Regions from separate parts of the Homo sapiens genome. Here region 2 is linked to region 1. Evidence: chromatin loops called from intact Hi-C (ENCODE). Cell type or tissue: HepG2. All regions are shown on one strand. Links, peaks and the distances in the headings refer to the core of each region. The heading gives the core; the rest is flanking DNA.

Region 1 (2,912 bases), core at 242-2,741:
CTGGCGACAGAGCGAGACTCCATCTCCAAAAAAAAAAAAAAAAAAAAAAAAGAAAACACAATTCTTCACGAATGAAGAGACAAAGCTAGGCATGAGGGCTGCAGGGCGGGCAAGGCCCATCCCATCCTCCTTACTGGCCGCCCTGCTTCCTCCTGAAAGGAGTTTCATGGGTGGACCGGGTGACCTTCAAGAATCGTATGAAAGCCATGGACGGACCTCCAGGACGCTGGGTTTAAACAAGCAAGAAGCCAACAGCTTGGCTCCGGGGAATAATGGTCCCACTGTAACCTGTGCCTTCTCAGAGCCTTTGAAGGAATCCAGATCTGAGGGCCTAGGGCTTGGAGACAGGAGAGAGTGACCAGGAATCAGTGCCCTGGGGGCACAACAGGGGTCTGGAGGGAGCTCTGGCTGGCCCATATCCCCCCGGGGTGTGAGGAGACCAGGAATCTGAGGGACACCTCTGCTGTCACCACAAAGGCCTCATGTTTCATCTGATTCTACATGCTTGGTGAGGAGGACGTTTAAAACAAAACCAAACTGGAATCAGGTTCCCCTCATTGTTCTCTTCTGACCCTCCTTCAATTTCCTTGCTAGGAGCCCACACATCTGTGGCGCTGAATGTGACTGGAGGTGACAGGGCAGAGCTGCACGTGACAAGCCCATGGGGAGGTTTCCGCCTGGCTAAGTCCTCTTTCTAAAGGCTCTTCCTAATTTTTTTAAGTAAATACAATGGTGTGTCTGAATAGATCTGTGTTATCTTTTATCCCACAACCTCAAGGACCTCGAGGACTTGGAAAATATGTACTTTCACTTTCAAACACCACTGACTGAAGAAATAATAAAATGTTATTATCTGGTGAATTCTAGAGTTGATGACTGACAATTTAAGCTAATTTAGGGAAATAGCTTCCTGCCCATTCTTGTAGTACCTCACTTGCTCATTAAACTCAGATTTGAAAACATTTATTTTTAGGGGTGAAACATTTTCACCCAGGCAGCCCACTGTGACTTAAACAACCAAAAACAGCTCTCAGTTGGGTGTGGTGGCTCACACCTATAATCCCAGCACTTTGGGAGGCCAAGAAGGGAGGATAACTTGATAAGCCCAGGAGTTTGGGACCAGCCTGGGCAACATAGCAAGACCTCATCTCTACAAAAATAAAAATAAAAATCAGCCAGGTGTGGTAGCGTGCACCTGTGGTCCCAGCTACTTGGGAGGCTGAGGCGGGGGGATCAGTCGAGCCCAGGAGTTCAAGGCTGTAGTAAGCTATGATGACACCACTGCACTACAGCTGGGATCACAGAGACTCTGCCTCAAAAAACAAATAAATAAATAAATAAATAAAGCTCTCACAATTGTCTGATGAGTAAGAAAAGAGACTGGTCACAGTTCTGTCCTTTGAAGTACCTGACAAAGAGTCACAGTCCAAAGGCAGGGGGTTGGATCTAAGGGTCACATGTGCTTTCTGGAATTCCTAGGTCAGATCACAGCCGGGCCAGCTGAGTTGGAGAGCTGGGGGCCAACTCTGTGGCGGCTCTGGCTGTGGAAGGGGACAGGCTGCCTCTGGTAGGCTCCTGAAGAGACTGTGAGTGCAGCCTTGAGTGGAACACGGGCCATGTGAGGTGATGGAAGGTTTACTAGCCATGTGACCTTGGGCAAGGAGTCACTTTGTCACTTGGAATTCAGTTTCCTCATCTGTAAAATGGGGGGAAGTTCAAAATGACAGCTTCTCTTATGGACCCAATGCTTGAGACCTCCCTAAATTCATACGTTGAAACCCTACCCCTAATGTGATGGTCTTAGGAGGCGGGGGGGCGGGTGTTGAGAGGTAACTAGGATTAGGTGAGGGCGTGAGGATGAAATCTTTATGAATGGGATCCAGGTCTTTACAAGAGTCCTCAGAGAGCTCACCTCCTCTCCCCACCTGTGAAGACACAGGGAGAAGACTGTGGTCTATGAACCAGGAAGCAGGCCCTCACCAGACACCAAATCTGCCAGTGCCTTAATCTTGGACTTTCTAGCCTCCAGAACTGTGAGAAGTAAAGGTTTGTTGTTTAAGCCACCCAGTTTGTGGTATTTTGTTATAGCAGCCTGAGCTAAGACAGCTTCTAAGATGATACAGCTTTTTTTTTTTTTTTTTTTTTTTTTTGAGACAGAGTCTTGCTCTGTCGACCCGGCTGGAGTGCAGTGGCGTGATCTTGGCTCACTGCAACCTCCGCCTCCCGGGTTCAAGTAATTCTCCTGCCTCAGCCTCCTGAGTAGCTGGGATTACAGGCATGTATCACCGTGCCCGGCCAATTTTTGTATTTTTAGTAGAGATGGGGTTTCACCGTGTTGCCCAGGCTGGTCTCGAACTCCTGACCTCAAGTGATCCAGCCACCTCGGCCTCCCAAAGCATTGGGATTACAGGCATGTGCCACCACGCCCAGCCAATACAGATCTTAAATGGGCAACTCTGAGGAGGGGGGCTTCTCGGTCTGAGGGAGACTGGGGAAAGCCTGCTGAACCCCTACCCCTGGCCAGCAGAAAGCCCTGAGTGTGCTCATGGGACCGCCCTAAACCACGAAGCTCAGCCCAGCCTGTGGGGAATGCTCCACATTCTCAAGATACAAAATCATAAGCACCGCTCATGCAGTAAATTAAAATCTTACTGATATCATTATGGGGATTGTGTTACATTTATAGATCAATTTAGGAGAAACTGATACTTTTAAAATATCAAGGCTTTTTGCCACTTCCCAACAGAATGGCTATTTATTAAACAATTATTTTATAAACCTTGAAATCATTTTAAAGTTTGCTTCACATAGATCTTGTATATTTAAGTTTATTTCTATGTAGTTTATGGTTCTAGTTCATACTGTAAAGGATCTCTTCTTCAAATATATATTCCACATGACTTTTTTGTATA
Region 2 (2,912 bases), core at 276-2,775, 63 kb after region 1:
AGCATTGCCCGAGCCGCATTACACACTCATCAAAGTCCCAGTGTCTACTCTCATAAGAATCCTTCAAAAATCTAACGCTTGACCCTAGGGACACAGAGATATATAGACGCCATCCCTCCCGGACAGCACTCACTGGCAGTGACTCAGGATGAGTACTGGGTGCAGAAACTCCAGCACCTGAGGGTACAGATACTCAGGCCACGGTGCTCTGGGGTTCAGGTGTCACAGCCAGAGGTCTTTGCCAGGGATCCTCTAGAGCAGGCAGATGCTATTCTCAGGACAGTGTGATCATGTTGGGACAGTGCCCACGGGACAGGATACCACAGTGCTCAGATTTCTCTCCTACCAGGGCCTCATTTCCGTGTCCTACTTGAGTATCAGGCCCCACCTCAGCAGGTGAGGCTGGGTGGTCTGGTGGGGGCTCATTCCCTTAGTTCTTCTCCATGGGGTTTCCCCTCCACACTCACCTCCACAGCTTTGAGGACATGTCTATGTGATGACACCTGAATGTGTACCTCCAGCCCAGGTGTCTCTCCTGAACCCCATGCTTGCACCTTACCTCCCTGCTGCTGTTCTCCCTGCACCCCTATTTCAGTGACTCACACCACTGGATCTGTCACTATGGCAGAAACCTGGGAATCTCACACCCAGCACACAGCAGGAACATCTCCCTCGCTGTCCTCTCCTCAGCAGCCCAGGCTGTCAGCCTCCTACCTAGTAGTGTCCTCCAATGGGCCACAGGTGTGTTGAACTCGGCCCCGTAAATGGCTGTGCAGGGCACAACTCTGAGTGTCAATCATGAAAGACACGCAGACTCATTACATCAACTGCCTGGCAGATCACAGATTTCCAGAAGGTGTCTTAAAGAAGCGTTTTTTTCTAATTTGTACAAAGATGTCACTTGTCCTGGGAAGAAGTAGCCTGCTGAGAAGGGGATCTCAACCCTCAGGGTGCAGAGCAGGGCCTGGGCCACAGGAGTCCCAGGGCTGGGCACTGTTTTGTCCATTTGCCTAGGTGCTGTAAACATATTTTCCATGTGTCCGTGACACTAAAAAGATTGGGAAACACTGACCTAGATTACACCAATAGCCCCTCTGTGCTTCTGGATCTCTTCTGTTGGCAAAAACAAGCTCAGGTCTCTCCCATTTATACCAGACATGTAAGTTAACATGCCTGCTCTACCCAACACCTCTCTCTGCCTTCAGGCCTTACTCAGGGAAGTCACAACGGGTTGCTCGTCCATACAGGATCAAGGACAGGTTGGCCTGTTGGCCAGACGCCCAGCACAAACAGCTCAGCCCAGTGAGGGAGAGTCATTAGGTAAGCCATCAACCACCTCCCTGCAGAATTCAGTCATCATTGTTGCATGTGGAGTCCCTTCTCATACATAATCATACATTACTAGTATAATAATCCAATTATCCAACTCTCCCAACAAAGAGGCTTCACAGATCAAACTGACCTCAGGTTTGAGCATTATTTACAAAAAGGTCAACCAGAAATTAATTGGAACGTCCAGTACCAGGAAGAATCAAGTCAATAAATTAACACAATAGAGTACTATGTAACCCTTTTAAAAAAGAACATTCTTATGACTATATAAATATTGTTCCCTGCAGAGGCAAAAAATGTGCCAGGATTATAGTTCTTTCTGTACAGTTCCAATGTCAACAGCAGAGTGCTACTCACAGGAAAACATTCCTAGTATCAAGGTCAGAGAGAAGCTTCTCCTTTCTAGCACTCTCCCAGTTGTTCAAAAGCAGGCGGTATCTTTCGTGCACTTCATATTTGAAACATGACATGCTTGTGATAATTTTTAATTTTTGTGATGTTTTCCTATTGCCTTCTCTATCGAGGAAAGAAACACAGCCCGTCTTCCCATAACCCTAGTATATTCCAGCTTGTTCACTCTGTCCATTGTCTGGAATCTGCTCCAGTCTCTGTCCTCAAGATATTATTCTTGGAGCCAGTAACTTCCACCTGTAATTTGGAGTGAATGCTTCTGAGGCCCATTCATAGCCATCTGTCCAGAAGTTCTTTTCACCAGACTCCCAGGAGCCATCAATTCTTTTTGCCCACTTCCCCACATCATGACCTCCTTCATAGTCTTCGCCATTGTTTTGCTGTTGTAGATCCTCAAGATGAGCGGGAGGTCAACTTTAAGTCCTTGCACATCAGGAATGGCCTTTACTTTCCCCCTTATACTTGATTGGTTTTGGCTGGATGTATCCTAGGGCTGCTGTACCAAATTCCCACAAACTTGGGGGCTTACATGACAGGAATTTATTTTCTCACAGCTCTGGAGGGCAGAAATCCGCAGTCAGTTGACTGGGCTGAAACCAAGGTGTCGCCAGGGCCATGCTGCCTCCAGAGGCTCTAGGGTTGGAAGCTCTAAGGAAGCATCCATTGCCCCACCTTTCCCAGCTTCTAGAGCTGCGTTCCTTGGCTCATGGCCTCCTCCTCCATCTTCAAAGCCTGCAGCAAAGCATCTTCAAAGCTCTCTGCAGAGATCCTCACATCCTCTTCTCTATTCTGTGTGTAGTAAAATCTCCCTCTGCTACTCTCTTCAGAACACTTGTGATTACACTGGGCCCTGGATAATGCAGGATAACCTCCCCATCTCAAAGTCCTTAACTTATCATATCTGCAAAGACCCTTTAACATATACGGTAACGTAGGTTCAGAAATGAGCATCTGATATATCTATGGGAGACATTTTTTAGCCTACCACTCTGGGGGTAAAACAATCTTTTTTTTTTTTTTTTTTAAGACACAAAGTCTTACTATGTTGCCCAGGCTAGATTCAAATTCTTGGGCTCAAGCAATCCTCTTACTTCAGCCTCCCTAGGAGCTGCGACTACCACAGCACTCAGCTTAAAACAATTGTTTTAAATGGCTTAAAAAAAATGATT

The links. A loop is a pair of places that touch in the nucleus more often than their neighbours do. Peaks named below come from ENCODE experiments on the same cell type or tissue, not always from the same donor. Only the 100,000 strongest peaks of a DNase experiment are listed, where the experiment ranks them.
Region 2: a loop joins it to region 1, with 2.7 times the contacts of the local background. A loop is called at or near these places in 5 of 110 quality-filtered maps.

What each region holds. Positions count from the first base shown.
Region 1 is chr15:82,855,299-82,858,210 of GRCh38, forward strand. All of the region lies in intron 5 of HOMER2 (homer scaffold protein 2), which reads right to left. Among named protein-coding and RNA genes, the nearest start is that of WHAMM, 47 kb to the left of the region's middle. In HepG2, for the core only: no CTCF peak of the experiment used is centred there; a DNase peak (open chromatin) is centred at 1,403.
Region 2 is chr15:82,918,098-82,921,009 of GRCh38, forward strand. The region is part of intron 1 of HOMER2 (homer scaffold protein 2); the gene reads right to left. It overlaps LOC105370928 (a long non-coding RNA gene), which reads left to right. Exons shown (of 5, transcript XR_007064741.1): 4 at 1,206-1,320. Among named protein-coding and RNA genes, the nearest start is that of HOMER2, 33 kb to the right of the region's middle. In HepG2, for the core only: no CTCF peak of the experiment used is centred there; a DNase peak (open chromatin) is centred at 1,364.